Regions from separate parts of the Homo sapiens genome. Here region 2 is linked to region 1. Evidence: read pairs that join two places in POLR2A ChIA-PET (ENCODE). Cell type or tissue: PC-9. All regions are shown on one strand. Each heading gives the region's core, and the rest is flanking DNA. Links, peaks and the distances in the headings are about the cores only. Region 1 overlaps KAT2B (lysine acetyltransferase 2B). Region 2 has its middle 16 kb from the start of SGO1.

Evidence for each region. Peaks named below come from ENCODE experiments on the same cell type or tissue, not always from the same donor. Only the 100,000 strongest peaks of a DNase experiment are listed, where the experiment ranks them.
Region 2: POLR2A ChIA-PET joins it to region 1 with 6 read pairs; 3 of 35 experiments call an interaction of 5 or more read pairs at or near these places.

Annotation. Positions count from the first base shown.
Region 1 is chr3:20,105,807-20,111,196 of GRCh38, reverse strand. All of the region lies in intron 5 of KAT2B (lysine acetyltransferase 2B), which reads right to left. Among named protein-coding and RNA genes, the nearest start is that of MIR3135A, 29 kb to the left of the region's middle. In PC-9, for the core only: no CTCF peak of the experiment used is centred there; a DNase peak (open chromatin) is centred at 2,106.
Region 2 is chr3:20,199,762-20,205,151 of GRCh38, reverse strand. No RefSeq gene overlaps it. Among named protein-coding and RNA genes, the nearest start is that of SGO1, 16 kb to the right of the region's middle. In PC-9, for the core only: no CTCF peak of the experiment used is centred there; no DNase peak of the experiment used is centred there.

The sequences.
Region 1 (5,390 bases), core at 90-5,089:
AATACTGTATATAAAATGCATAGTATAACTGGAGTTACTGGCACATTAATGGTAGTTTAGATAAAAGAAAAAATTAAAGGAGAAGCTGAGGAAGACCCTTTTGTGAAAGAATCAGAATTAACCACCTAGTCCTTTGAGTAAAATGTAAGATTTATTTAAAATGCCTACACAGCACTTATCGGAGGTTTGGTGGGAAGATAATGATCTTCAGGACTGTTTAAAACTCAGTCAAAAATGTAGGAAGTATTAAGCTTCTACCATTTGTCGCCTAGGTACATTTTTCAACGACTCAGACTCAAAGTCAAAAATGCACCTCAGCATCACTGCACGACGCTGGAGGAGGACCCAGACCAGAGGGAAGCCAGGACTTTTCTTGAGATGTGACCACAGTTCTAGGGTACACTGACAATACAGGTCATCTAATTTAGAAAGTGCATTCGGCCAACATACAGTGGAGAGTAAAAGTCTATTCAAAAATAAACCTCTTTTTCTTTCTTTTTCTTTCTTTTTTTTTTTTTTTTTTTGAGACAGGGTCTCACTGTGTCACCAAGGCTGGAGTGCAGTGGTACAATCTCGGCTCACTGCAACCTCTACCTCCTGGGCTCAAGTGACCCTCCTACCTCAGCCTGCCAAACAACTGGGACCACAGGCATGCACCACCACATGTGGCTAATTTTTTCTTATTTTTTGTAAAGACGGGGTTTCACTATGTTGCCCAGGATTGTCTCGAACTCCTGGACTAAAGAGATCCACCCACCTCGGCTTCCCAAAGTGCTGTGATTACAGGCATGAGCTACCAAACTGAGACAACCCTATTTTTTTTTTATCTCCCAGAAGTGAAGATGTGAATTTCCCAGGACCCAAAAACATAAATATAACAGTGGTAGCCATGGAGGGTGGCACCAAACGAGGAAAAGGTCAAAAAGCATTATTCCACAGATTCTTATTCCTTCAGAGCAGACCCAAATCATCCTCTTCTAGGAAAGGACTGCCTTCCAAAAATCAAACCTCTCCTCCCTATGTGCTTTCCTGTTCTCCTTTCAAATGGGAGACAGCTTTCTAATGCGCCCAAGCTGCTACAAAAAGCTCCCAATGAACTTTGAGCCCTTTAATGAAGAGAGGAATAATATTAATTTATTCATGCTCCTGACTTTTTTTTTTAAATCTTATTCTGCATTATAAAATATTTTGCCTGTATGTGTGCTAGTGGTGGAAATGGTGGTGGCTGTGGCAGTGGTTCACCTTTGGAGAAAAAGCTTTCATTAGTGTTAGTTCATCTGCCTACATTAAAAATTAACCTAAAATTTCTGCTACTATTTCTATGTCTTCTCTCAACTTTTTTCCTTTAATAATTTACACCCAAATGTTGTTTATGTTTACAATACTGAAATGGGTATCTTAAGTGTTAATGTTGTCTTTTGTCTGAAACAGTGATCTTGGTAGCAGAAAAAAATTATAAAGTGCATTTATTTTGTAATTCATAAGGTGCTTCATATAGAAATTCATTGCTTTCAAAGCCAATTGTTTGCTAGATGTTAGTCTGTGGCCACTTAATTAAGTTAAAAGAATGGGCTGGCTAGGCATGGCATGGTGGCTTACACCAGTCATCCCAGTGCTTTGGAAGGCCCAAGCAGGAAGATCGCTTGAGCCCAGGAGTTCAAGACCAGCCTGGGCAACATAGTAAGACGCCCATCTCTACAAAAAGTTTAAAAATCAGCCAGATGTATTGGCACATACCTATATTCCTAGCTACTTGGGAGGCTGAGGAGGTAGGATCACTTGAACCTAGGAGTTCTAGGCTGCTGTGAGCTATGATTGTGCCACTGCAATGCAGCCTGGGTGACAGAGTGACAGAATGAGACACTGACATGCTATCTATCTATCTATCTATCTATCTATCTATCTATCTATCTGGGGCTGAGGGGAAGTCAGATCAAATAACTAGTAATGAAACCATAGAGTTAAACAGTCACAGATCTTCATAATCAGAAGTTCAATTTCGTGAGACTTAGGCAATCACAAGACTATCTGTAAGAATTAATATGGTCATGTCTTTCATGTCTTGCTTAACAACGGGAATACATTCTGAGAAATGAGTCAGGTGATTTTATCATTGTGCAAACACTGGAGAGTGTACCTACACAAACCTAGATGGTAGAACCTACTACACACTTGGCACCTAGGCTCTATGGCAGAGGTCCCCAACTTTTTTGGCACCAGGGATTGCTTTCATGAGAGACAATTTTTCCATGGCTGGGGGTAGAAGGGATGGTTTCCAGATGAAACTGTTCCACCTCAGATCATCAAGCATTAGACTCTCAGAAAGAATGTACAGCTTAGATCCCTCACATGCACAGTTCACAATAGAGTTCAGGCTCCTATGAGAATCTAATGCCACCACTGATCTGACAGGAGGTGGAGCTCAGGCTGTAATGCTCACTCGCCCACCACTCACTTCCTGCTGTGCAGCCCGGTTCCTAATGAGCCACGGACCTATGGTGGACCATGGCCCAGGGGTGGGGGACCCCTGCTCTATGGTCTAGTCTATTGCTCTTAGGCTGCAAACCTCTACAGCATATTACTGTACTGAATACTACAAACGACTGTAACATAATGGTAAGTATTTGTATATCTAAATATACCTAAACATGGAAAGGTACAGCAAAATTTTGGCATAATCTTAAAGGACTACTGTCATTATATGTGGTCCATTGCTGACTAAAATGTTGTTATGCAGATCCTAAATTTTAAAAATAACAAAATATGTCCAATCTTCTGCAATGAAAGGTTTAAAGATTTATTGTCCAATAAAGCTTTCACTGATGATGGGGATGATTCTATGTCTCTGCTATCCAATACAGTAGCCACCAGCCATTGGTAACTATTGAGCACTTGAAATGTGGCTAGTATGACTGAGTTTAACTTTTAATTTTATTTAATCAATTTCAATTTTACTTTTAAATGGAAACAGTGTAAAATGTTTTCCCATTAAACACAACTTGATTGTTCTAGTAGGACTCCATTTAGTTTTAATTGTTTAAAATTTAGCTACTGAATTAAGATGTGTGAAAAATACACACTGGATTTGGCCGGGTGCAGTGGCTCACACCTGTAATCCCAGGACTTTGGGAAGTTGAGGCAGGTGGATTACCGGAGGTCAAGAATTCAAGACCAGCCTGGGGAACATGATGAAACCCCATCTCTACTAAAAAATATAAACATTAGCCAGGCATGGTGGCAGGCGCCTGTAGTCCCAGCTACTTGGCAGCCTGAGGCAGGAGAATCGTTTGAACCTGGGAGGCGAAGGTTGCAGTGAGCTCAGATCATACCACTGCACTCCAGCCTGGGAAACACAGCAAGACTCCAACTCAAAAAAAAAAAAAAAAAAAAGGAAAAAGCAAAATAAACACTGGATTTGGAGGTTTGAAGGACTCAGTACTAAGAAAGTAAGTATACATCCTTAATAATTTTTCACAATGGTTACATGGTGAAATTATATTTTTGTGGGTTTTTTGTTTTTGTGGTTTTTTTTTTTTTTTTGAGACATAGTATTGCTCTGTGCCCCAGGCTGGAGGGCAATGGCATGATCTCGACTCACTGCAACTTCCACCTCCCCATTCAAGCAACTCTCCTGCCCCAGCCTCCCAAGTAGCTGGGATTACAGGTGCCCGCCACCATGCCTGGCTAATTTTTGTATTTTTAATAGAGACAGGGTTTCACCATGTTGGCCAGGCTGGTCTTGAACTCCTGACGTCAAGTGATCCATCCGCCTTGGCCTCCCAAAGTGCTAGGATTACTGGCGTGGGCCACCGCTCCCAGCTGAAATGGCATTTTTTATATATTGGGTAAAAAATATATATATTATTGGCCAGGTCTGGTGGCTCATGCCTATAATCCCAGCACTTTGGGAGGCCGAGGAGGGCAGATTACTTAAGGTCAGGAGTTCGAGATCAGCCTGGCCAACATGGTGAAACGCCGTCTCTACTAAAAATACAAAAATGAGCCAGCTGTGGTGGCGCATGCCTGTAATCCCAGCTACTCGGGAGGCAGAGACGGGAATGGCTTGAACCCAGGAGGTGGAGGTTGCAGTGAGCCAAGATTGCACCACTGCACCCCAGCCTGGGAGACACAGCAAGACTCCGTCTCAAAAAAAAAAAAAAAAAAAAAAAAAAAAAAAAAAATATATATATATATATATATATATATATATATATATACATATATATATATATATACACATAAAATTCAGAATAATTTCTTATATCTATTCATTTTATACGTAGCTACTAGAAAATTTTTAATTATATATCTGGCTTGCATTTTTGGCTCATATTATATATCTACTGGACAGTGCTGATTTAGAGTCTAAACAGCATTTCCATCTGAGGAGAGATCTGCAAACGTCTAAGGCTCTAAGACTGACATTATTTCTGATACAAAGATGATAGGTTATAAATATTATCATAAAATCCTAAAAAGTTATCCAAAAGTGCTTTAACAGGTTATTCAATCTTCCCAGGGTAGAAGACAGCATAGATTGTTATTAGCTAGTAAAAATGTTCAAATAATGGGCTTTCATTCATTTCCTCAAAGTCATTTTATAGACCTCAATTTATACTTTTCAGCTTTTTCTTAACTTCCAAGATTAATCTTATTTTGTACTCTGTTAAATTCACTGTAGATTAAGACAATGAGGCTGAGTCAATGTGTGTGTGTGTGAGAGAGACAGAATGTGTGTGTGTGTGTGTGTGTGTGTGTACTTCTGGTGTTGTTTTAATAAATTGATTGATATTATTATTGCACACAGTGAGACAGAAAGAAGGAAACGGACGTGCATGAGCACATGTATTCCTCCAAAGAAGTAACTGTAGAAAAGATTTTACCTACATGACTGATTTCGGGTCTACTAAAAAGAAGCAAAATGATAGTTCGTTCATTTTTGTATGTCTAATAAAGATGGTATTTGCATGCTATTTTCTTACTGTTCAAATAACTCCCAGATTTTTCACATCATGATGATGATTTGTAACTTCTGTGAACAGAAATTAAAAATGTGAACACAGAAGACCATGTCATTCTACTGACTTGCTGAACTGAAAATCCTGTGGTTTTCAGGAATAAACTGATCTGCCCTAGTTCACAGGGACTGAGGCCCAGTTACTTAATTAAAGTCCAGACTAGAAGTCAGATCTCCTGTTTCCTAGTGTTCTTTCCATGCTTCCTGATAAATCTGTTCTAGACTTACATGTCTAATAATGAATGCTCAGTATACATGGCAATAGGCTGTACATCATAGAAGAATGGCTAAATAAAACTGTTTCCCAAAAACAAGTTAGTTCTAGCTAACTTGCTATGTATTCTTTTTCTTCTTCTTCTTCTTTTTTTTTTTT
Region 2 (5,390 bases), core at 163-5,162, 94 kb before region 1:
TCAAATTTCTATATCACAAAATGCTACACCAAGTTTTTATATTAGAATGAAGCATCCGAACACATAATGATTCAAGGCTTAAAATAATGTACTTATCCAGAACCAAGATTCAGCAGCTCAAGGCTCCTGGTCTCCCAAAACAATTCTCAAGATGAACTGCCCATTCTCTTCTTTCTATTATCCAGTTTCTAGACAGTGGCTGGTTACTCTTGTTGATCACCTAGCAAGTGATCTCCAACCCTTTATCTACATGTATCACCAGTGGTTAAAAAAAAATTGAATATGTACCTCCATTTATTTGTTTACAAGTTACACACGTGCTATTCTTTGGACAAATCATCTGTATTATGTAACATATACAAAAGTCAAAATTTTAAGTCATGAGAGATTCTGCAATGTAAGTGGCATTACCCTTTAGAAATGTCATCATCATGAAAGAAAGGGAGATTTAGGAACTGTTCCAAGTTGGAGTAACAAATGTATGACCCTTGATTGGATTCTGAAACTCCAAAGAAAATTTTGGAGAAAATAAGCAATGTTTGAATGGGATCTGTGGATTAGATGGTAGTGTTAGATAAATGTTGATTTCATAATTTTGATTTTGGAACTGTAAATATGTGCCAAATATTAAGAGATTTTGTCTGCAACTTATTTTCAAGTGGCACAGGGGGAAAAACCTACAGTGATGTGATGTGATGTGATGTGTGTGTGTGTGTGTGTGTGTGTGTGTGTGTGTGTGTGTGTGTGTAGAGGAAGAGAGAAAGAGGATGCAAATATGGACAATGCTAACAACTGGGAAATCTGGCTGAAGGATATAAACAGCTCTTTGGCCCTTTGTACTACTTTTGGCACTTTTCTGTAAATTTCAAATTGTTTTAAAACAAAAAAGGTAAACAATGTAACATAAATCAAACAAAACAGAAACATCCTTTAAAAAGATGAGACAAGCTTGGGCAACATAGCAAGACACCATTTTTACAAAAAAATAAAAAGTAAAATTAGTCTGGTGTGGTGGCATGAAGCTGTAGCCCCAGCTACTCATGAGGCTGAGACAGGAGGACCGTTTGAGCCCAGGAGCTCAAGGCTACACTGAGCTATGATCCCACTACTGCACTCCAGCTTGGGTGACAGAGTGATTGTGTAATTCTTCTTCCTTATGAAACTATTCCAGAAGAAAACCTTTAGTGATCTTTTTATTAATTAAAAAAAGTTTCCAAATTGTAAAACCAACTCCACTCTTAAAACGTTAGATTTAATAATTTAAAAGTGACTTTTTGTAGGCTAACATTTAATATTTGAGAATTAATGAATTATAAATAATTTAACAAATACATTTAATTGCTATTCATGGCTGTTCAAAAGATTTAAATTATTTAATTTATTAAAGCAATGTTATAAAAAATTATAGGCACGGTGGCTGACGCCTATAATCCCAGCACTTTGGGAGGCCAAGGTGGGCAGATTGCCTGAGGCCAGGAGTTCAAGACTAGCCTGGCCAACATGGTTAAACCCTGTCTCTACTAAAAATTTAAAAATTAGCTGGGCATGGTGGCGGGCACCTGTAATCCCAGCTACTCGGGAGGCTGAGGCAGAGAATTGCTTGAACCCAGGAAGCGGAGGTTGCCATGAGCTGAGATCGCGCCACTGCACTCCAGCCTGGGCAGCAGAGCAAGACTCCATCTCAGAAAAAAAAAAAAAAAAGCAATGTTCATATTCTCTCAAGAAATAAAATAGAAATGATTTTCTATTAGGTGTTCCAAATCTTGATCATATCTAATTATTTTCCACATTCTTGGTGTCCTTTCTTTCTGTCAAAATAGAAGTAACATCCTAGGAGTATTCAAGATACTAATTACTATGTAGTAGAATGTGATTAACAGTTTGGGCTGCAAAAAGAATTGTTCTTTCTTAGACCGCCTCCTTTACCTCATCTTCATTCTGATCCCAAAAGCATGGTAAAATGATGCAGTAGAGTTATTATTTAGCAACCAGTGTCATATAATAATTCCCTGCTGCCTCCTTCTTTCAGCTACCTCCTTCTTTCACCTTTTCTGACTGCTTCTGATTCATAAAAGGGAAAGCATTCCATCAAGAAAAACACAGGGGTATGAAGGGAGTGTTCACTGACTTAAGAAAAGCATGTGAATAATGAGTACATGGTCACTTTAATTACACAAGCAGACCAAAAAATACATGCAGATAAACATTACGCTTTTATTTGAGCATTTATATTTCACCGGAATGTGATACAAATTGCAGTGAGGACTTGTGTATTTCTGAAATAAAGTCCTTGACATTGCAGTATTTCTCTCAACAGCAACATTCCCCAAACACAGAGAGCCATTTAATGTAGGTACCTACAGATGGCCAAATTCCTCTCAAAGTCTGTCCCAAATCTACTATAAACAAGACGTTGCTGAGTACTGTGTCCTACATAGAGAGGTAGCTAAAAGAGAAAGCTATGTATACGAAGTCACTATTCAGCAGTTTGCCCATGCACAAATAATGAATAATGAGCATCATCAACGAATACTCATACACGGATACAGAAGACTGAAGTATCTTTGAAATATCCCACAAACAAGGGCAAACTAAGACTCTTGAACACACATACACAAAGCCACTTTTGCTTCAAATAGAATAACCTTACACAGTAGTCTCTCACTTATCCATGGTTTCAGGTATCAGTGGCCAAACAGCAGGGTGAGTACAGTACAGTAAAATATTTTGAGAAAGAGAGCGAGAGAGAGATCACATTCACATAACTTTTAATACAGTATATTGTTATAATTGTTCTATTTTATTATTAGTTACCTTTATCAATCTCTTACTATGTCTAAACTATAAATTAAATGTGCGCATAGGAAAAAACATAGTACATGTAGCATTCAGTATTAACTGAGTTTTCAGGCATCCACTAGTAGGCTTAGAAGATATCCCTTGAGGATAAGGGAAGACGCTATAATTACAAAAACAAGCAGTATGATTTGGCTGAGTTGTTAAAATTGTTATACTTTTTATATCATTTCCTTAATCGTTTTTCTATTTGAAAGTGGTAACAAAAAAGTCAAAGATTTTTTGTCAATGATTATGTTTCCCATGATATAAGAACTTGATGATATAGAAAGGCAAAGAAGTGGGTTACAAGGTTTTTAAAAAGCCAGAATGTTGTGACCTTACACATATCAAGGAATCATAGAGGAAATTAAAAGATAATCAGCTATATGATACAGCAGAACATAGAAAATTCAAAATGTTTATTCCAATAACAAAAGGGGGAGAAAAAGAACAAAACCTACAGTCTGTTCCTTACACTTGCCAATGACCTCCAGCCAAAGACTGCCAGGAACACATCTGCAGTTGAACAAATTTGGGATCCTTGACTTCTAGCAATGGAGAACCATGCAGGGAACTATGGGGCAATCTCAGTAAGAGGTATTAGAAAGAGCTTATTATTAGGATTAGAGTTTGATTAGGTGAGTTGGGGAAGAGTTCCAGAAAGCAGGGCTGTGCTCTGGATTGGACATTATCAGGAAGTGGAGTAATTCTGTGATTGGGTCCTTAATTCTTGTCTGTTTTAGATGATGAGATGATTGGGGTGAAGCTAAAGCTGTCATTGTTTTTTTTTTTTTTAAAGTGGCAGTCAGTTATATCAGCCAGGATATGGAGATGTTTGGCCATTTTTGTGGTTTGGATAATGCTCATGTTTTTGTCTGTGTTCAACCCTGACTATAGAGTGGTTTTGTTTTGGTCTTGGTCCACCATGGTCACAGAGTGGCCTTGTCCAGTGTTGGTGTTTATGTTCAGCAACACCATGGTCCAGCTGTGTGTGCCAGGACACTTTCCAGCTGTCAGGGTCTGCTTTTCTCTTTCTCACACTTATAAAATGTGAAAATACTTCAGCAAAACTTCTGGAAATACTCAGTGCTCAAGATTGAGATGAGTTTTACATAGAATATATTCCATTATTCCTAAGACATTATGATGCTCCAGGCAAATTTACTGAGCAATAATATAATTTGAAGTAGGAAATAATTCAAGGGATCATCGCATTCATCTCCTTGCCTCCAGGGTTGATTTCTGCATCTTAAAAGTACCTCATATAAAAATTATACAGTTTCTATTGGCAAGTCTGTTATGATAATAAAGATCTCAAATTCTGCCTCATTAAATGATAAGGTAATTTCTTCTTTCTTTCTCTGTGGAGATAGATGACAACCAGCCAAATACCCTCTTCATGGTAACACTTTAAAACATACAAAACCTTTGCCTTCTCTTCTCTGGAAAAAAGTAGCCTCTTTTCCCAAGGGAGCTATTTTATGTCTCTCAAATTGGTCTGCATCTCTCCATTTGCTGCCACCACCTTAGTGTAAGCCCCTATCACTTATTATCTGGGGCACTACAGTACTTCCTAAGTGGTCTCCCCTATCCCTCCTGGAACAGCTGCCCACCCACTTCCACACTGTTGCCAGAGTGATCTCTCAGTTCATTTCACTAATGCGCATAAGTTTCCCCGATTTCTCAAAAGGCAAATCTAAACTCCTTAATCTCACCCAGAAGGTCCTGCCTTCCTGATTTTCCACCAGTCAAATTCTCCAACACTGATCCCTCTCTGCACTCTAGCCACACGAAACATCTTTTAATTCTGGGAAATCCATGCTCCTTCAACCTCAGGGCCTCAGCCCATTGTCCTCCTTCCTGGAATGTGCTTTCCCTTCTACTTTATCCAAATGACTTCTCCCCATCTTCCAGATCTCAGTTTAAACATCCTGACAACCACCCCTAGATTTGTACCGGTTCCCCTTATTAGACGCATTCTTAGCATCCTGTACTTCATCTAGCATGCATTACAGTTATAATTAACTAATTGACATGTGAGTTGCTTGTCTCCAAAAGACAGAGACAGCCCCTATCCCATTCATTACCATCTCCTCAAGGCCCACTTAGGGAAGTGATTTCATTGGGTAGGCATTCAATAAACATTTGCTAAACAAATGACCAAATGCATTTAATAATTTATGGCCTGAGCCCTCTTCAATTTCTACACATTATCCTTGAAACTAAAAATACCATTTAAAAGTGGCCTAACATTCTGAATACGGCAGTAGAATTTTATCCAGGACCCCATAGGTCCCATTTACATTAGAAATAATAATGCCATTTCATGGTATTGGTTGATTGACATATAGATTTACATCACCAGTTCATTCCACCAATGACTTAAGATAATATAGTACCTTACACTATTATTGACCATAATTCAGGTTATTGTGCCCAAGCCCTGACTTATGGTAAAGTCCCTTTGTTAGGATCCTCTACTCTTTTTTTATTTATTAACTATATTAATAATTAAAGTATTATAATCAATATTCTTCATTATTATACAAGGT